Linked DNA regions of Homo sapiens: region 1 is linked to region 2. Evidence: read pairs that join two places in POLR2A ChIA-PET (ENCODE). Cell type or tissue: Panc1. All regions are shown on one strand. Each heading gives the region's core, and the rest is flanking DNA. Links, peaks and the distances in the headings are about the cores only.

Region 1 (10,916 bases), core at 3,257-5,756, 60 kb before region 2:
ATCTCACAGGACACAGAGTGCCTAATAAGTACTTAGGGAACTGACAGGATGAACTGTATCTAAATTCAAAACTTTCTGGAAGCTGCTTATGCTTTAAGTCCAACCTACCTTTGAGGGTAAAGAATAGTATAGGATGACATGAATTTTGGAAGAGTTCTCAAATTCCCTCCTAGCCCTGATATCCTGAAGCTTAAGAAATTAATTACTGCTCACCTTCTATACGCCTTTCATAATGACTTTAGTCTGTTCCTTTCAGCAGCCCACATAAGCCACTCTACATGATCTTCCTGTTATGGGGAGTTTCCAGTTTGCATTGCCTTCTCCCATAAGTCCACCATACCATGCCTGAGGATTTATGGCAACACAGTCCCAGAAGACCCATGATGACAACTTAGAAGGTAAGGAACTCCCCACCCACCAAGCCTAGAACCCACGTTTTTTAGTCCCATTGTTGGGTTGACCTTCTTAGCCATGTGACATCTGTTCCAGGTCTCCCTCCTGCTGTGCTCCCATCTCTAAGGGTGGAAACTCACCAGCACTGTTGGCCTCCGACTCCAGCAGGTGGATGTCATTGCAGTCCGCCAGTGAGTGCTCCAGGCAGAGCTGCAGGAAGCGGGCCTGGGTACGGGTGACCCGTTTCAGAAGTGACAGGAGGGCCACTGTCTGCTCACACTCATTCCAGCCTTTGAACCAGCCAGCGAGGATGCCCACCTGGTCTCGGAACATCATGGTGCCGGGCCTGGGGCCAGGGTCGGGGGACGGCGGTGGCGAGGGCCAGCGCCGTCACATGGTCCCGGCTCTGGCCTCCTGTTACCTTTCCCCTGAGGGCCAGGGCTTAAGGACGTTTCTGGGCGTGGTGGCAACGGTTGTTGGGGGAGGAGGAAGCCTGCTCACATGGGGGGAGGTCTTGGTCCAGCCACGCCTCTCCAGTTTCCTGAAAAAGGAAGCAAAGGGGTCAAACAGAAAGAAGGGGCTGAAACTTGCCTGGTGAGTGTGGGTTGAGGGGGCATGAAGGCCTCATGCCTTTCTCTTTCAGGGTACTTGCTCTGCTGAGCTCCTGGAAGAAACATGAAGCCAACACCAGATATTAAAGCTACTTTCACCCAAATCTTCAGATCCAGAGAAAAGGCGTGACTGGGACTTAGATGCCTATCCCAGAGACCAAGGAGATGTTGGCCCTCACACCTGGCTGTCATAGTGTCAAAGGAAGCGGATTTAACACAGAAAATATATTGGAAAAATTTTTCAGAAGTGGGAAATAGTAGGCTGCAAATTATGAGAAAAGATATGAATTGATGGCGATCTGGCCCAAGGTGACATGACTAAGCACAGCACATCTCTGACCTTGCTGGTTTCTGGCCACCTTCTCTGAGAGCTGGGCAGTGTGACTCCTAACCTACTGATAGGACTCCAAGGGCTCTTTAAATTACTTCAAGCTAGACCCACAATGCTGGGTAGAGGATGGATGGTCGGGTAGTGACCCTGGTGGAGATCTCAGGTATGCAGCCAGCCATCTGATTAGTAACTGGCTGGGTATCTATCAGGTGTGGGCATGGACAAAGGGCTTTTCAAAGATCACCAACAGGCTGAGGGAATCTCACCCTCTCTAACCCAGCTTCCCTGACTCTGGAAAAGGCACAACTCTGATTTATCAGATTTTACCCATCTCTATTCTGAGGTGAATCGCTCCCTGCCCTCTTAATTCCCCTGAAGACTCCAAACCTAAACTCTCTGGTTGGGAAGTCCCCGACTTCCAGAGATGCCAGCTTGTCTCAGGCTCCTCCTGGAAGCAAAGAAAATGCCAACCTGAGGGGAAGGGGACAGATCAAAAGTCAAAAACTCACAAGCTACAAAGTGTCCAAATTCCCCTCTTAGGCAGGAACTAAAGAAAAGTTATTTCAACTGGGCAAACAACAGACCTATTTTTCAGGTGGTTGGTTTCTGGACACCACTCCGAAGGCTTTTTCTAAGTGTCTCGAGCTCCAGATCTCCACTCAACATTTCTTCCATCTGTCTCTCTTGCAACCAGTGCCCTTGGCTCTATCCTCAAACCACATTCAGCTCCATCCCCCTCTGGCTGCCAAAGGACTAAGGTTCCCCGGACTGAGAACTTCATACAAAGACCCATTGAACCTACTGGGCTCAGGTCTAAGGGAGCTACTCACATCTCTCTGAACTTCCGTGCGCTTGCTGAGGAGGGCTGTGGGGTGCATTAGGCAACAGCTGTGACTTGCCTCACAGATCCCCTGTGGGACCCCTAAACAGACTGAACTGGCCTGGTTGCCAATCCCTTTGGATGTAAGAAGCAGGAAAGGTATGAGGGAAAATGAAACCTTGCTCCAAGTTAAACAAGCGTCCAGCAATTTTTTTTAAAGGGGAAATCAGATGTCACCTCCCTGGCCTAAAATTCTCCAATGACTTCCCATTGCACTTAAATAAAATCTAAATAAGGTCAAGCATGGTGGCTCTCACCTGTAATCCCAGCACTTTGGGAGGCTAAGGCAGGTGGATCACTTGAGGTCAGGAGTTCAAGATCAGACTGGCCAAAGTGGCGAAATCCCGTCTCTACTAAAAATACAAAAATTAGCCGGGCGTGCTACTGCACGCCTGTAATCCCAGTGACTTGGGGGGCTGAGGGACGATAATCGCTTGAAGCTGGGAGGCGGAGGTTGCAGTGAGCTGAGATCATGCCACTGCACTCCAGCCTGGGTGACAGGGAAACTCTGCCTCAGAAAAAAAGAAAAAAAAATTTTAAACAAATTCCAAACATCTTATCTTGAACTACCGAGCCCTATAGGACTCCTGTGGCCACTCCAACCTCATCTTGTACCAAATTATTTCTTATTCAGTGGAACTGTCTTCCCCTAGAAGCTGGCTCCTGTCATTCAGGTCTCAGCTCATTGTCATTTCTTCAGAGAGAGCTTCCCTGACCATCCAATCTCAGGAGTTACTCCTCCAATTATATTAACACTATTTCATTCCTATATAATTTGGCACTCTCAGGTATCATCTTATTTGTTTCTCTCTACTGACCAAAACGCAAGCCATACAGTCAGCCAGTGCCTACAACAGTGCCTGGCACGTAGAAGGTGCTCAATATATATTTATTGAATAAATAAATAGCTATAGAAGGTGAATGTGGAAGCCACACTTGGGATTTCTATAGCCCTAGGGGGGAAGAAGATAGAAGGAACAGCTCATAGGATGGTAAAGGGATTTGAAAACCTTGTTTTAAGAAAAAAAAATTGAAGGCACTGAGATTTTCCTCTGGGGAAGAGAAGACTCAAGGGGAATGGCATAACTGACTTTGAATATCTGAAGAGGTAGCACGCAGAAAAGAAATTATATTTGTTCTTTTACTCTAGAGGAGAAAAGCAGGGTAGATGACTCCAAGGGAGTGACAACATGGGATAGAGGAAATGCTGAAAGTCAAGAAAATTCAGTTCTAGTCCTGCCCAAGCCACTGATTCACTTTGATCACGGAGCTAGTCTGTTCTCTTCTCTAGAATGTAGGATAAGGAGCGGGACTGGGTGAGACATGACAAATAGGTTTTACCTCACAGGCTAACTCCAATCGATTGGTAGTGGCTGCCTGGAGCACTGCGATGAGAAGAATCCTGAAGAAATGAATGGGAATATCCATTAATGGGGAATGATTAATAAACTGGGGCAGATCCCACATTGTATGATATAACGTATCTATTAAAAACATGCCTAATCTGGCCAGGTGTGGTGGCTCACTCCTATAATTCTAGCACTTTGGGAGGCTGAGGCAGGCAGATCACTTGAGGTCAGGAGTTTGAGACCAGCCTGGCCAACATGGCGAAACTCCATCTCTACTAAAAATATAAAAATTAGCCGGGTGTGGTGGCGGGCGCCTGTAGTCCGAGCTACTTGGGAAGCTGAGGCAGGAGAAACGCTTGAACCCGGGAGGTGGAGGCTGCAGTGAGCCGAGATTATGCCACTGCACTCCAGCCTGGGTGACAGAGCGGGATTCCATCTCAAAAAGAAAACAAGAAAACAAAAAAACAAAGCTATATACAATGTTTGATCTGTAACTACTTGGAGGGGTGTCCATAAGCTACACAGTAATATGTACAATATAATGCCATTTTTTAAATTAAAAAAAAGCCACATACAAAACCCCTTATATATCTTATATATGAATATTTATGTCTATATGTGTATAAATGTATAGAAGAATACACCCTCGGCTGCTAACACTATCTTGGAGAAACAGGGGGATTATTAACACTATCTTTATATAACTTTGTACTACTTCACTAGTTGCAAGTGAATACATATTACTTTTGTAATTTTTAAAAAAGAATTTAATTAAAAACAATTTTAAGGCAGCATACTTCCTGACTCAGTGAGAAAGAGTGCTGTGATTAATTATCAATGTTTGCCCTGGATGCAGGGTGGATGAGTGGTAGCTCACGCGCCTAAAAAAATCGGTTTTCCTTCCCAGCTCCAGCATTTTGTGGCTTTCAGTCCCAAAGAGGCAGCAGCTGCTTCAACATAAGGAAGAATTTTAAAATAACGCATCTGTCCAAGAATGGAACTGGCTGCCATGTGAGGAGGTAATAAGCTCCCTGGCTGCTGGAAGTGGTCAAGCGGAGGCTGGATGAACATCCCTCGGGAGTGGGAGGGATTCCTTCACTGGGTGGCAACTCATAAGATAGAAGGACATGTTACTATTTCAGAGGGAACATTTGTGACAGGAGGTTTGATATACCAACAGCATTTACAGCAAAAAAACGACCAAATCCACAAACAGACCAAAGTTGTGCACACTCTTTCCCATAAATTCTTTTACTGGGTTGTTACTTTTCCTAAGCAACAGCACTGTTCCCCCCCTCCACCCACCCAATAAGCTGCTGACTAAACATTAATCCAGCTTTTCCCCCCAGGCCAAACGATAGAAGCAAAGCTTTCGGACATAATAGGGTCTCAAACATGATGCTTACAAGGCCAGGCTTTGAACAAAGCAGGCCAACTGGGACTATGGTGAGTTGGAAAGTCCACACCCGGTCAAAAGGGAGAAGTCACTATCCACCTCTTATCAACTGCTACCATGAAGGAATGTGGGTCCAGTATTGTTACGTCTTAGGTTTTTTTTTTTTTTTTTTTCCCCTAAAGAGGAGCCAGATATCTGAATTTTAAAGTAAAATCCCCCCCTATTTTCAAATGTGGGAAACGAATCACATTGAAACAATAGTGAACAACTACACAGAAGAAGACATACCTGTGGTCCTTGGAACAGAAGAGCACAAACTAGAAAAAGACCAGAAGTCTGCTAACTATCCCTCCCTTGGGCCTCTCTGGTTTATACCTTCAAGCCACCCCACTGCTCAGGGAACATGACTGGTGGAGAAGATCTAGTGATGGAGGATGATTCTGACAGTCTTCAGTAAATACTGGAGGCTTTAGTGAAACAGTTACTTTTAAGATTTCACTGTTAAAAAAAAATCATCCCTGAAGGTAGGGTTCCTATGTCTTCTGGATGAGAGAAGGATGCTTTGTGTTCGGTCTAGATGTTAACTGGAGAGGACTGGATGGCCCTCTTCCATTAAAGGGCCAGAGGCCGCCTGCTACTTTCTATCCCATGTGCTTGGCTGAAGTGACAGAGGGAGACCTGGGTGAGGCATCTCACTGTGGCAGCATCTTACTGTATCCATTTCCATCTTCTAGTATCAACACCCTGGGTTCCCCTTGGAGAAGGAACTGTCTTTCTTGGCTCCAGAAGTGGACATGGGGTAAAGCCTGGCCAAGGATAGTCCTCTCTGGATTTTTGCTGGAACTACTAAGGAAAATAAGTTCTTGGTTAGGGTTGCTCAGATTACACATCGTCTCATGATGTCACCAGTTGCCACCTCTTCTATTTCACGGTGGAAGCCTGCTTCAGAATGAAACTAACAGATGACAGCAAAGTCAAGAGATGGGGGAGGGGGAAAGGGAGATCTGTTCACATGATTTAAAACCTAGATGCAGCTAGCCTGAAGCCTCCCCCTTGTGGCCCACTCTTTTCAGTTACATAGATGAATAAATTCGTTTTTGACTTAGGCCAGTTTGAGTTGGGTTTCAGTTAAAACTGAAAGAGCCTTGACAATTCCCATGCAAAACAGAATGCACTACTGGTCTGGTCTCTTTGTCCTCATGTGACCAAAAATGACTCCTTGCCTTTGAGGAAAAACACAAGAGGGGAGCCTCTATAACAGAAGTCTCTCCAACAGCCCAGCAATATTGCCACCATACTTGAAGAGGTCCAAGTGATCTTCTTGGGAAGCCCCTACCACCTCCAGAGGTGGGAAATGAGGTTAACAAAATGGCTAAGAGGGCTGGGTGCAGTGGCTCACGCCTGTAATCCCAGCACTCTGGGAGGCATGGGCGGGTGGATCGCTTGAGCTCAGGAGCTCGAGACCAGCCTGGGCAACACAGTGAAACCCCGTCTCTACAAAAATTACAAAAAAATTAGCCAGGCGTGGTGGCGTGCACCTGTAACCCCAGCTACTTGGGAGACTGAGGCGGGAGAATCACTTGAGCCCGGGAGGCAGAGGTTGCAGTGAGCCAAGATCGTGCCACTGCACTCCAGCCTGGGCAACAGAGTGAGACCCTGTCTCAAAAAACAAAAACAAAACAAAACAAAAGCCAAAGGTTCCAGATCAGCAGCCTGGGCAACATGGCAAAACCGTTTCTACAAAAAATCCAAAAATTAGCTGGGCGTGGTGGTGTGCACCTGCAGTCCCAGCTACTTTGGGAGGATCACTTGAGTTCTGGAGGTCGAGGCTTCAGTGAGCTGAGATCATGCCACTGCACTCCCACCTGGAGAAAGGCTGGGCACGGTGGCTCACGCCTGTAATCCCAGCACTTTGGGGGGCCGAGACGGGCGGATCACCTGAGGTCAGGAGTTCGAGACCAGCCTGGCCAACACGGTGAAACCCTGTCTCTACTAAAAATACAAAAAATCAGCTGGGCGTGGTGGCAGGCGCCTGTAATCCCAGCTACTCAGGAGGCTGAGGCAGCAGAATCGCTTCAACCTGGGAGGTGGAGGTTGCAGTGAGCTGAGATTGCGCCACTGCACTCCAGCCTGGGGGACTGGAGACTTTGTCTCAAAACAAAAACAAAAACAAAAACAAAAAAATGCTGAGATGTTCCAGGACAAACTGCCCTCTGGGCTTCTTCTCTGGCCCCAAACAGTGAGAAAAGGCCCATATGCCCATAAACAGTGCCTCTGGAGTCCAGCTCTCTTCATTCAGAAGCAGGATGGTGGAGTTAGTCAGACCTGGCTTAAATCCTGGCTCTCCTGTTATACTTACTTGCTGTATTGACTATGACAAGTAACTCTGTTTCTTCCTCAATGAAGCTTGTTAGAAGAATTAAATGAAACAATGTATTTAAAAATACCGCGCATGATGCTTTTTTCCTCCTCTATACTTCATTTCAATAGCAAGCATGATGCTTAGCATGTCTTCATACATCATACATTGTCAGGCCCTTTGCCAACAGCTTTCCACAGATAAGCACATTTGATCCCCAAAACTCTATTTCAAAAATATATAACATACATATATGAATATATTATCATTTTACAGATGGAGCAACTGAGGCACAGAGAAGTTAAGTCACTTTGCCCAAGACTGTACACCAAGCTGAGATTTTCAAGGCCAGGCAGTCTGGCTTCAGAGCTCTTGCTTGCTCTTAACAATGCAAGAAAGCTGGGCATGGTGGCTCACATCTGTAATCCCAGCACTTCGGGAGACTGAGGTGGGCAGATCGCTTGAGCCCAGGAGTTTGAGACCAGCCTGGGCAACAAGGTGAAAGTTGGGCCTAAGGGCCCTTTAATACCAACATCTCTGGATGAATAAGGGGATCCTATCTGCCTTCTTACCCATTCCTAGTTCTTTTTACAGCACGACCTAGGCCTTTGAGAACTTACACTTCATGAACAAGGTAACAGGCTAGTTACCTAGGGTTAACTCACTTTCATAACCTGAGAAGAGACTGTCAGAAGCCAAGGGAGCACAACTTCTCTTATAAGAATCAACCATTATTTCCAGAAACTCCTGAAATACGTACACAAAACATGTACACCACTGCATTAGCAAAGAATGAGCTTTTTGTATGAATGGTGCTGGGGAAGGGAGGGAGAGGAGAGGAGAAGCCAGGCAGGGCCTCCTGGAAGATAAGTACAGTATGGGGAGCTCCGGTAAACTCTGGAATAGAGAGGAAGCTAGCATTCTTCCTCCCACTCCTAAATGTCTTGACACCCCTTCCCCCCGAAAAGTTTATTCTCTGCTTCCTTTCCCTTCTTTACACTTGTTTTCTCTCACTTAGGCATGTAATTAACTCCTGTAGATTCAATCATCACCTCTCTGTGGACAACTGAGACATTTTTTTGAGTCATCTTTGACTTCTTCCATTTCCCAAAGACCCAGTCATTAGGTCTTGATATTTCTTTTTTCTTAATGTCAGCTACACATGCCTTGCTTATCTTTCCCCAAACCTAAGTGGCTCTAGAACCAGACTGCCGGGTTGGAAATATAAGCCTGCCACTTACTACCTGTGTAATTTTGGGCAAGTGATTTCACCTTGCCATGCCTGTTTTGTCATCTGTAATGTGGGTGTAATAATAGTACCTACTGAGAAGGAAGACAGAAAATAATAATAGTGCCTACTCTCATAGAGTTGTGAGGCATAAATGACTTGGCTATTATCATTATTCTAGATTCCTCTCTTTCTCTAATCCCATCATCAAGTCCTGTTTTCTGTACACCCAAAATATATCTGCTTCTCTACATCTTCACTACCACCACCACCACCACATTCATGTCACCATTTCTCATCTGGACAAATGGATTGTCTCCTAACTTTCCTTCCTGATTCTGTCCTGACCCTCTGTTTTCCTCCCAGAAACCAAAGTGAGCTTTCTAAAAAAATTAATCAGATCATGTCGCTGTCTTGCTTTTAAAAACTCCCTTCTAATAGTTTCCCAATCCCCTTAAATGAAAATAGAAACTCCTTACTGTGGCCCTTAGGCTGCAAGTAATCTGGCTTCTGTCAGCCTTTCCAACCCTCACCCCTCTCCCTCACTTAGGCTTTAGCCACACTGGTCCTTGCGATTCCCTGAACATATGGCAGGGCTTTTGCACCTGCTGACCTCTCTGCCTGAAATGCTCTTCCCCGGACCGTCACAAGGTTGGTTCCTTCTCATCAATCAGATCTGGGCTCACCTGTGCCCCATTCTGCCTCATCTGCCCAGTAGGAAGGAGTCTATGATATCATCATCAAGAGATGTTTCTTCAAAGGCTGCAGCTCTTCCAAAAACACCTAGACTGTAAGATCCATGAGAGAAGGGAAGACTGTAGCTATATTATTCATTGCTACATCTCCAATTCCTAGCATAGCACCTGGTACATAGCAGGCCCTCAATAAATATCTGTGATAAATTTCCCCACCTTGCAGAGGTCCTTTTTCTGCATGTAACAATGCTTAGATTAGAATGTTCCACTCCCAGATCTTCCCACAACTGGTGCCTTCTCATCTTTCTGGTTATCAGGCTCAACTGTCACCTCCCAAAAGAGGCCTCTTCTGATCCCCCTGTCTACTACAGTGGCCACTCCCACCCTCTCTTTCACACTGTTTTATTTCCTTCACAGCATGAATCACACTCTGATTTTTTTGTTTCCTCCCCCCATCAGAATATAAATTCCATGAATTTCAGGACCTTGAATGTTTTATTCACTGCTCTGTCTCCAGTACCTAGAATAGTGCCTCCATGCATTAATGAATGAGTGCAGGCTGGAGATATTTGAGACTTGCATACTCCATACACTGCTGTTCTGTAACTTGCCCTGAACCCGCTTCTATTCAACAAGTTTACACTAAAACAAACAAAACAAAACTCCACTCACAGCAATCCTACTTAACTCTCTTCCAAAGTTCTGTGTCTTGGAAACCTTAAACTGTGGTGAGGGTATTGCCATTACTCCTGGATTCTGCTCCCCTGAGGCCACCATCAAGCCAGGCTGATCACCTCATATCACCCGTGATATCCCAAAGCAAAGTGTGGTTGAGTCAGACCAGCCACAAGCTCTCTCTAGACCCAAACAATCACAGAGCAGAGAATGACTGCGGCTGGGGGACAGTGGGGAGGGAGATTGCCATCACTGCTCAGAAAGTTCATCGGATGGAATCACAGGCCTATTTGGCTCAGCAAGCCAGAGACTGAGTTGCAGGGTACAGAACCCAAAATATGTTTCTAAGGATCTTCTGGCATAATCTCACATCTATTCAAGGAAGAAACTATTTTCAAACTGGGACTCTCAAGAAAGAGTTCTCTTTCCACTAAGGCTTTCCAAGGAGGTAGGGTTAAAACCTGGGGCTGCTGAGGACCATATTTGTCATCCAAAGCAGAAGCTTGTTGAGGATGAAGCTAACTCAGTGGAGAAATGGGAGGAGATGACTGAGAAAATTATTTGAACACCTGGATGCAGCTAGGTCTGAAGCCAACCTAGCTCTGGACTTTCCAGTAACAAAAGCCAATTAATCCCCCACTTTTTTCATTAAACCACTTTGAGCTAAGGTTCTATCACTTTATGTTTTTAGAGTTCTGGCTGATATGAGCTTTTTTTTTATTTTATTGTTTTTCTAACATTGCAATTATGGGCAAGACATTGTTCTAAGTACTTTACATGTATTAACTTATTTAATCCTCGTAACAATTCTATGAAGTAAAGTATCATTATTTCCTTCATATTTTTAGCTGTGGAAACTAAAAGACCAGGGAAGTAACTCGTCCTAGGGTACAAAACTGGTGAGTGGTAATGTGGGATACAAATCCTGTCCAGACCCAGGGTCTGCATACCTAACAACTACTGCCCCATTGCAGCCAAACCTATCTTAACTAAAAATCA
Region 2 (10,916 bases), core at 355-2,854:
TACAAGCTTCCCTGGTTCTCCAGCTTGCAGATGGCCTGTTGTGGAACTTCTTAGCCTCCCTAATTGTCTGAGCCAATTCCCCTAATAAATCCCCTCCTATCTCTCTCTCATCTATCTAGTCTCTCTCTCTCTCTCTCTCTCTCTCTCTCTCTATCTAGTCTATCTCTCTCATCTATCTAGTCTATATCTCTCTATCTATCATCTATTTATCCAAACATCCTATTTGTTCTGTCTCTCTGGAGAACCCTGACTAATACAATAATCATGCCCATTTTACTAGTGAGATAACTGAGGCATAGGAAGGCAAAGTGACTTGCCTAAGGTCCCACAGTGGGATAGAGGCAGAAATGGGGTATGATGAGTCCTATGTACTTGCTCCCTATTCCATATGCAGCCCAGGTAGAAGATGAGAACCTCTGGGGGTAGCAGGCCCACTTCTCCTTTCTGTCCCTCTGGGTAGCATGAGAGGGGTAGGGAACTCCTTATTCGCTGGGGGCAAGCGCATTTCCTGGGGACTGGAGGGGCTGCCTGGAGAGAAGGCAGGCGGTGAGTCTGGTTGCCTTGCTATCATCATCCCTGCAGTAATAGTAATTGTGTAGCAGGTAAGAAACTGCTCTGATGTGCAGACATTTCCTATTTTCACTCCTTTATTTTTTTTCTTAGCCCTTTGGTGCAGAAAGTTATTAATCATACTCTTCAGATCATAACACAGGATCACAATTGGCCCATGAAAGACCCTCCAAGGCTTTTATTCCTCCATTGCCAATTCCCATTCCCATCGCACCCCCACAGACACCCACTATAATGCACTTGATAAATAGCTGCAAAGATGTATCTTTATAATTTGTGATCTCGTGTGTGTATGTGTTTCCAATTTACATAAGTGGAATTGTGCTATAAATCTTCTACTTCTTTCTTTTTTATTTTTTAACTTAACACTGCTTCTGAGATCTCTTCACAAGCTGTGTACATCAAGTTTCCTGTGCACTGTATTTCATGGTGTATACAACCACAGCACTTTTACTTACCTATTCCCCCAGTGATGGACACTTAGGTTGCCTCTAGCTCCCCATTACCATAAGGCTCACACCTGTCCTCTGGGTGGGCGGCTTTCTGGAATATACGGTAGCACACCAGCTGATGCCCTCTACTGTATCCCCTCGGCTTGTGGATATGGTGGTCAGTTCCCACACAGGCTGACAGTTTCCTGCCTCACGTGCTTGGATCTTTCTGCTTCTCTGCTGGAGACCAAGGCCTTTCTACTGCCCACATGCAGAATGGACTGGAAGTAGCAGGATTGATTCCCCCAGTAGCAGTCCTCAAACAGTGAGGGCTGAAAGCAATGGAATAAATACTGCAGCTTCCCTTTCCCTTGGAGGGTCAATTCTCGGGCGACTTCTACATGACTCCTTGATCTTCTGACTGTCCCCAGAACAAATGACTTCTAGCTGCTCACAGCAGTAGCCTTTTTGGGGGCTGGAATTAGGGTGGGTCAAATTAGGGGACCAGAGTCAAAATTTAAGCAGGGGGCCAGGCGTGGTGGCTCACACCTGTAATCCCAGCATTTTGGGAGGCCGAGGTGGGCAGATCACCTGAGCCCAGGAGTTCGAGACCAGCCTGGCCAACATGGTGAAACCCTGTCTCTACTAAAAATACAAAAATTAGCTGGGTGTGGTGGCATGTGCCTGTAAACCCAGCTACTCAGGAGGCTGAGTCACAGGAATCGCTTGAGCCTGGGAGGCGGAGGCTGCAGTGAGCCGAGATTGTGCCACAGCACTCCAGCCTGGGTGACAGAGTGAGACTCTGTCTCAACAAACAAACAAACAAACAAAAATTAAGGAGGTGCTCACTCTGAGTCAGGGAAGTGCTCTAGGTGCCTCCCTCTACTCCAGACTCTGCACCATTTATTGGCTTTTTGCTCTTCCTGGCTCAGTTTCCCCACTCGCTTGTGCTTCTGGGAAACAGCTCCCAAATAAGCCACCTGCATCTTTGGCTTCAGGATATGCTTTTGGGAGAACCTGAACTGAAGATTGCTGGGTCACAGGGCATACCTGTGCTTATATGGTCTAATCAGTGCTGTTCATTAGAACTTTCTGCAATGACAGAAATATTGTGCATCTTTACGGTCCAATGTGGCTGTTAGGTATTTAAAATTTGGCAAGTGCAATGCAGGAACTGAATTTTCAATTTATTTCATTTTATTTAAATTTAATTACTGTATGTGGCTAGTGGCTATCATGATGGGCAGCACAGCTCTACATATTCATCCTTTGCTCTCCCAAATAGTTGCACCTGTATCCCTCTCTCCAGAAGTGCTCGAGGGTCTATATGCTGGCAATACTGTAGCCTCCCCAACACTTGGATCTGATTTAGATGATGAGATCCTGGGGCTTGCATCTGAGCCTGCCATAGTAGATGAGATTTTTGAGGTTGAGGAAAGACATGAGTCTATTTTGCATGTGGAAGGAATATAAATAATTTGTGGCCAGAGAGCTGACTGTTAAAACTTGTCTTTGGCCTGGCACGATTATTCATGCCTATAATCCCAGCACTTTGAGAGGCTGAGAAGGGAGGATTGCTTGAGCCCAGGAGTTTGAGCCCAGCCTGGGCAACATAGCAAGACCTCATCTCTACAAATTAAAAAAAAAAAAAAATAAGGGCTGGGCGTGGTGGCTCACACCTGTAATCCCAGCAGTTTGGGAGGCCGAGGCAGGCAGATCATCTGAGGTCAGGAGTCCAAGACCAGCCTGGCCAACAGGGTGAAACCCTGTCTCTACTAAAAATACAAAAAATTAGCCAGGTGTGGTGGCGCTACTCGGGAGGCTGAGGCACGAGAATCGCTTGAACCCGGGAAGTGGAGGTTGCAGTGAGCTGAGATCATGCACTCAGCCTGGGTGACAGAGTGAGACTCTGTTTCAAAAAAAAAAAAAAAAAAAGTTTAATCCCCAGTATGGCAATGTTGGGAGGTGGAGCTTAGTCGGAGGTGTTTGGGTCCTGGGGGCAGATCCATTGTGAATGGTTTGGTGCCATCCTTGAGGTAATGTGTGAGTCCTCACTCTGTTAGGTTTCTCAAGAGCTGCTTGTTAAAAAGAGCCTGGCACCTCTCATCTCTCTTGCTTCCTCTCTTGCCACATGGTCTCCACACATGCAGCTCCCCTTTGCCTTCCATCCTGAGTGGAAGCAGCCCGATGCCCTCACCAGGAACAGATGCCAGTGCCATGCGTCTTGTACAACCTGCGGAACTGTGAGCCAAATAAGCCTCTTTTCATTATAAATTGCCCAGCCTCAGGTATTCCTTTATAGCAACACAAATGCACTAAAACAGATATACAGCCCAGCTTTCAGGTCACCTAAACTATGGTGGGGGCCCTATCACCTCTAATTCCCACCCCACCAAGGACCCCACACAGCCATTTTTACTCTACTGCTGTCCTGGGGCCCAAGGAGCAAAAGAATTATACCTGCACACGTAGACAATTTCTTCTTTTATGTACAAATAGGCTTGTTTGTGTGTGTGTGTGTGTGTGTGTGTGTCTCGTTACAATTACTATGTAACAAATTACCCAAAACTTGTGATTTGTTCACTGTGTAAGGTGACTAGCACCAGAAATGTGTGAACAGAGCTCTGATTATTGCCTCAGCAATGACAAGATTAAAAAAGAAACCAGCATTTCATAATGTAATGTCTCAAAAGTCCAGGATACAAGAGAAAATAACTTGTTATACTCATCATCTCAAGAACTAGGAAAATCTCAAGTGGAATGGGAAAAGCCAATCAATAGATGCCAACACTAAAATGATACAAATATTGAAATTATTGGACAAAAATATTTAAAAAATTTTTATTTATTTGCTTTTTAAGATATGGGTGAAATCTCACTTTGTTGCTCAGGCTGGCCTCAAACTCCTGGCCTCAAATAATCGTCCCTCTTTGGCTTTCCGAGTAGCTGGGATTACAGGTGTAAGCCACCATGCCTGGCTCTCTGACAATAATTTTAAAGTAATTGTCATAAAAATGCTTCAACAAACAATCATGAATACTTTTGACACAATTTTTTTTTTTTTTTGAGACAGAGTCTTGCTCTGTCGCCCAGGCTGGAGTGCAGTGGCTGCAAGCTCCACCTCCCGTGTTCATGCCATTCTCCTGCCTCAGCCTCCTGAGTAGCTGGGACTACAGGCACCTGCCACCACGCCTGGCTAATTTTTTGTATTTTTAGTAGTAGAGACGGGGTTTCACCGTGTTAGCCAAGATGGTCTCGATCTCCTGACCTCGTGATCCACTCACTTCAGCCTCCCAAAGTGCTGGGATTACAGGAGTGAGCCTCTGCACCTGGCTGACACAAAAATTTTTAATAGAAAGTTTCATCAAAGAAATAGAAGGTATAAAGAATTGAGTGGAAATTTTAGAACAGAGAAATATAAGAACTGAAAAATACAAGAACTGAAGTAAAACTCACTGAAAGGGCCAAATAGCAGAATGGAGATGGCAGAAGAAAGAATCAGAAAACTTGAAGATAGGTCAATAGAAATTACTCATTCTGAACAACAGAGAGTAAGTAGCAAATAGATTGAAGTATGAACAAAGGATAGAAAGTAGATTTTTAAAAATGAAAAGAACTCCAGGGAGGTGGAGGTTAAAGCAAGCCAATATCGCACCACTGCACTCCAGCCTGGGGGACAATGTGAGACCCTGTCTCTAAAAAAAGAGAAAAGAAAAGAGCTCCAGGGACCTTTAGTACATTAAGTTTTAACACTCACATCACTGATGTTCTGGATGAACAGAAAGAAAGTGGGGACGGGCATGGTGGCTCATGCCTATGATTTCAGCACTTGGGGGAGCCAAGGTGGGTGTATTGTTTAAGCTCAGGAATTTGAGACCAGCCTAGGCAACATGGCGAAACCCTATCTCTACCAAAAATACAAAAATTAGCCAGGCGTGGTGGCAGGTGCTTGTGGTCCCATGGTCCCAGCTGCTTGGGAGGCTGAGGTGGGAGGACCACCTGAGACAGGGAGATGAGGCTGCGGTGAGCTGTGACTGCACTCCAAATGGGGTGATGGAGCGAGACTTTGTTCCCCCACCACAAAATAAAGATACCTATATATTTATAAATCAGGGAGGATAAAGGGACCTAAATTGTGATGTTTCCTACATTCCATTTGAAGAGATAAAATATTAATACTATTGCATTGTGATGTTATATATATACTGTAATTCCAGAGCAACCACTAAAAAACTATATAAAGAGATATACTAAAAAAAAAAAAACTATAGATAAAGCTAAATGAAACACTAAAAAAAAGCTTAGTAATCCACAGGAGGGCAATGAAAAGGAAACAAGAATAAAAAACAGAAGGAACAGAAGAAAAATAAGATGGGAGACTTAAGTTCTAATATATCTGTAATTACATTAAATGCAAATGGTTTATATACAGAGATTGGCAGAATATATTTTAAAAAACTGTATGCTGTCTACAGGAAACTCATTTCAAATATAATGACATAGGTAGGTTAAAAGTAAATGGATGGAGGCCAGGCGTGATGGCTCACACTTTAATCTCAGCATTTGGGAGGCTGAGGTGGGTGGCTCACTTGAGGTCAGGAGTTTGAGACCAGCCTGGCTAACATGGTGAAACCTCACCTCTATCAAAAATACAAAAGTTAGGCTGGGCAGGGTGGCTCATGCCTGTAATCGCAGCACTTTGGGAGACTGAGGAGGGCTGATCACCTGAGGTCAGGGGTTCCAGACCACCCTGGCCAACATGGCGAAACCCTGTCTCTACTAAAAGTACAAAAAATTAGCCAGGTGTGGTGGCAGGAATCTGTAATCCCAGCTACTTGGGAGCCAGAGGCAGGGAGAATTGCTCGAACCTGGGAAGTGAAGGTTGCAGTGAGTCAAGATTGTGCCACTGCACTCCAGCCTGGGCGATAGAGTGAGACTTCATCTCAAAAAAAAAAAAAAAAAAAATAGCCAAAATGAATGAGGACAAAAATACAACATATAAAAACTCGTGGTTGGACATAGTGGCTCATGCCTGTAATCTCAACAATTTGGGAGGCTGAAGTAGGAGGATCATTTGAGCCCAGGAGTTCAAGACCAGCCTGGGCAACATAGGGAGACACGGTCCTACAAAAAATTTAAAAATTAGCTGGGTGTGGTGGTGTGCACCTGTAGTTCCAGCTACTTGGGAGGCTGAGGAGGGAGGATCACTTGAGCCCAGGAGGTTGAGGCTGCAGTGAGCAGTGATAGCACCACTGCACTCCAGCCTGGGTGACACAATGAGACCCTGTCTCAAAAAAAAAAAACAGGAAGAAACCTCCCCCAAAACTTGTGGGATACAACTAAAGCAGTCTTAGAGAGAAGTTTATAGCACTTAATGCTTATATTAAAAATGAAGAAATGGCCAGATGTGGTGGCTCAAGCCTGTAATCCCAGCACTTTGGGAGGCTGAGGTGGGTGAATCATTTGATGGAAGTTCAAGACCAGCCTGGCCAACATGGTGAAACCTTGTCTCTACTAAAAATACAAAAATTAGCCAGGTGTGGTGGTGCACACTTGTAACCCCAGCTACTTGGGAGGCTGAGGCACAAAAATCGCTTGAACCTGGAAGGCAGAGGTTGCAGTGAGCCGAGATGGCACCACTGCACTCTAGCCTGGATGACAGAGCGAGACTCTGTCTCAAAAAAACAAAAAAATGAAGGAAAAGTCTCAAATTACTAAACAAGGCATTCCCTCAAGAAACTAGAAAAAGCTAAGTAAACTCAAATCAAGCAGAAGGAAAGAAATCATAAAGAGGTGGAGAAATCAATTACATAGAAAACAGAAAAGCAATAAAGACAATAAAATCAAAAGCTGGTTCTTTGAAAAGATGAATAAAATTGATAAACTTTTAGCAAGACAGAAGAAGAGAAAAGAGAGAAGACACAAATGACCACTATCACTACAGACCTCATGGACGTTAAAAGAATAATAAGGGAATACTGTGAATGAGTCTATGCATATAAACTCAACTTAGACAATATGGACAAATTGCTCAAAGACCGCAAAGTGCTGTAATCCTAGCACTTTAGGAGGCCAAGGCGGGAGGATCGCTTGGCCAAAGCTCACCTAAGATGAAATAGATATTATGAGTAGTCTTATAACTATTTAAAAAACTTGATCTCTAATTAAAAGGCTCCCAAGAAGGAAATCTTTGTGTCCAGATGTTTTCACTGTAGAAATCTAGCAAACATTTAAAGAAGAATTGATACCAATTCTTTAGTATCGCTTCCAGAAAACAGAAGAGGAAGCAATACTTTTCATTTCATTTTATAAAGTCAGCATTATCCTGATTCCAAAACCAGACAAAGGCAGAATGAAAACAAATAAAGAAAAAGAGAAGCTATAGACCAGTATTTTCCTTTTCTTTTCTTATCTTTTTTTTTTTTTTTGAGACAAGGTTTCACTCTTTTACCCAGGCTGGGTGCAGTGGCATGATCACAGCTTGCTGCAGCCTCAACCTCCTGGGCTCAGGTGATCCTCCCACCTCAGCCTCCTGGGTAGCTGGGACTACAGGTGCCCACCACCATGCCTGGCTAATTTCTGGATTTTTTTGTAGAGACAAAATTTCGCCATGTTGCCCAGGCTACTCTTGAACACCTGGGCTCAAGCGATCCTCCCGCCTTGGCCTCCTAAAGTGCTAGGATTACAGGCATGAGCCACAGTGCCCAGTTTAGACCAATATTTTTTATGAATGTACATACAAAAAAAGCAAATCTTATACAGCAATAAAAAATATGTAAAAATAAATATGTTGCCATATGAATTGAACAAGGACTTCGGGAGGCCAAGGTGGGCAGATCATTTGAGGTCAGAAGTTCGAGACCAGGCTGGCCAACACGGAGAAACCCCATCTCTACTAAAAATACAAAAATTAGCAGGGCGTGGTGGTGCATGCCTGTAATCCCAGCTACTCGGCAGGCTGAGGCAGGAGAATGGCTTGAACCTGGGAGGCAGAAGTTGCAGTGAATCAAGATTGCGCCACTGCACTCCAGCCTCAGCAACAGAGTGAGACTCCATGTCAAAAAAAAGAACTGAACAAGGACTCATGCAGACACTTATAGACCTATATTCACAACACTGTTATTCACAAAGATGGAAACAACCCATGTGTTCATGAACAGATGAGTGAATAAACAAAATATGATATGTACATGCAATGAAATATTATTCATGTATAAAAAAGAATGAAATTCTAATACATGCTGCTATATCGATTATCCTTGAAACCATTATGGCTAAGTGAAGTAAGCCAGACACAAAAAAGACAAATATTTTATGATTCTACTTATGGGAAATATCGAGAATAGGGAAATTCATAGAGGCAGAAAGGAAATTAGAAATTACTTAGGGCTGAGTGAGGAAGGGATGTTATTTGCTTTATGCATACAGGTTTTCTGTTTGGGGTGTTGAAAAAAATTTGAAAACACATAGTGGTGATGGCTGCACACCATTGTGAATGTAATTAATACCACTAAATTGTACACTTAAACGTGGTTAAAATGGCAAATTTTACGTTATATTAGGTTGATGCAAAAGTAATTGTGGTTTTTGTCGTTAAAAATAATGGCAAAAACTGCAATTACTTTTGCACCAACTTAATATATCTTTTACTGCAGTTAAAGGTGGAAAAGTTAATCTCACTGGAAGAGTGGTGGTCCAAAGTAAATAAAGATGTTTCACATTAAAGAAAAATTATACTTCATGACTATGTGGGATTTATTCCAGGAATGCAAGGTTAGCCAAATATTTTGCAATTTCTCAATGGGATTCATCATATTAACAGGCTAAAAAAGAAAAATCATGCATAAAAAGCATCTGACAAAATCTAACATCCATTCCTGATATAAAAAACTTTCAGAAAACTAGAAATTGAAGGAAACTTTCTCAGCCTGATAACAAAATTTATGAAAAACCTTCAGCTAGCCTCAAAATGGTGAAATACTTGTTGCTTTTCCTCCTAAAAATCACAAGCATGGCAAGGATACTCATTCTCACCCCTCATTATTTCATTATTTTCATTGGGATGAAATACACATAATATAAAATTTACTATCGTAACCATTTTTTTTTTGAGACAGAGTTTTGCTCTTGTTGCCCAGGCTGGAGTGCAATGGCGCGATCTCAGCTCACTGCAACCTCTGCCTTCTGGGTTCAAGCGATTCTCCTGTCTCAGCCTCCTGAGTAGCTGGGATTACAGGTGCGTGCCACCATGCCTGGCAAATTTTTGTATTTTTAGTAGAGACGGGGTTTCATCATATTGCTCAAGCTGGTTTTGAACTCCTGACCTCAGATGATTTGCCCACCTTGGCCTCCCAAAGTGCTGGGATTACAGGCATTAGCCACTGTGCCTGGCCTATCATAACCATTTTTAAGTATACAATTCAGTGGCATTAAATACATTACATTGTTGTGCTACCATCAGTACCATCTATCTCCAGAACTCTTTTCATCTTGCAAAACTGGAAGTCTTTACTTATCAAACAATAACTCCCATTCCCCTCTCCTCCAAGCCCCTGGTAACTGCTATATTACTGTTTCTATGAATTTGACTACTCTATATGCCTCATATAGGCAGAATCATATATTTGTCCTTTTGTGACTGGCTTATTTCACTTAGCATAACGGCCTTAAGGTTCATTCATATTGTAGCATGGGTCAGAATTCTTTCTTTCTTTTTTTAAGGCTGAATAATGTTCTGTTGCATGTATATATCACATTTGTCTTATTCATTTATCAGTCAATAGACACTTGGAATGTTTTCACCTTTTAGTTATTGCAAATAATGCTGCTATGAACATGGGTGTACAAATACCTCTTTGAGTCCCTGCTTTCAATTCTTTTGGGTATATACACAGAAGTGGAATTGCTGGATCATATGGTAATCCTATTTTTAATTTTTTGGGGAACTGCCATACTGTTTTCCATAATGGCTGTATCATTTTACATCTCACCAACAGTGTACAAGGGTTCCAATTTCTCCATGTCCTTGTCAGCATTTGTTATTTTCTGTTTTTGTTGTAGCCATCCTAATGGGTGTGATGTCTCATCACTCTTATTTAACATAGTGTCAGAAGTCCTAGGCAGTGCAATAAGGCAAAAATAAAATAAAATACACAGAGATTGGAAGGGAAGAAATAAAACTCTCCTTATTTGTAGATGGCATGATTATGTATAAAGCCCCAGGAAACTACAAGAACTCCTAGAACTAATAAGTGAGTTGATCAAAGCCACAAGATACAACATGAACACAGAAAATCAATTATATTTATTTATACCAGCAATAAATATTTGGAAACTAAAATTAAAAATACAATTCCACTTACAATTACTGAAAAATACTTAGGTATAAATCCAACAAAACATGAATAGGATTTGTATGCTGAAAACTGTAAAACCCGGATGAAAGACATCAAAACCTATCTAAATTAAGGGACAGATATACCATGTTCATGGATTGGAATGCTCAACATAGTAAAGATGTCAATTCTCTTCAAAGTAATCTATAATTCAATGCAGTTCCCATAAAAATTCCAAGTTTTTTTTGGTCTGTATAGACAAGCTTATCTTAAAATGTATATAGAAAGGCAAAGGAACTAGAATAGCTGAAACAATATTTAAAAGGAAGAAGGTAGGAGGAGTCACACTTGCTGGTTTTGAGATTATTATATGACCATGATAATCAAGACAGTATGATATTAGTGGAAGCACAGACACATAGGTCAATGAAACAGAAGAGAACCCAGAAACAGAACCACATAAGTATACCCAAATGAATTTTGATCAAGGTACAAAAGAACTCAATATAGAAAAGATAGTCTTTTCAACAAATGGGCAATGAGACATCAAGAGTGAAAAGTACGAATGTCAGCCTAAACC

What was found. ChIA-PET counts read pairs that join two places held together with the same protein. Peaks named below come from ENCODE experiments on the same cell type or tissue, not always from the same donor. Only the 100,000 strongest peaks of a DNase experiment are listed, where the experiment ranks them.
Region 1: POLR2A ChIA-PET joins it to region 2 with 5 read pairs; 5 of 35 experiments call an interaction of 5 or more read pairs at or near these places.

Annotation. Positions count from the first base shown.
Region 1 is chr19:39,346,707-39,357,622 of GRCh38, reverse strand. SAMD4B (sterile alpha motif domain containing 4B) reads right to left here. Exons shown (of 14, transcript NM_001384574.2): 2 at 3,557-3,617; 3 at 534-934. The coding sequence starts at 729. Among named protein-coding and RNA genes, the nearest start is that of SAMD4B, 9.7 kb to the right of the region's middle. In Panc1, for the core only: no CTCF peak of the experiment used is centred there; no DNase peak of the experiment used is centred there.
Region 2 is chr19:39,283,785-39,294,700 of GRCh38, reverse strand. No RefSeq gene overlaps it. Among named protein-coding and RNA genes, the nearest start is that of IFNL1, 7.2 kb to the left of the region's middle. In Panc1, for the core only: no CTCF peak of the experiment used is centred there; a DNase peak (open chromatin) is centred at 1,833; H3K27me3 peaks cover 1,164 bases.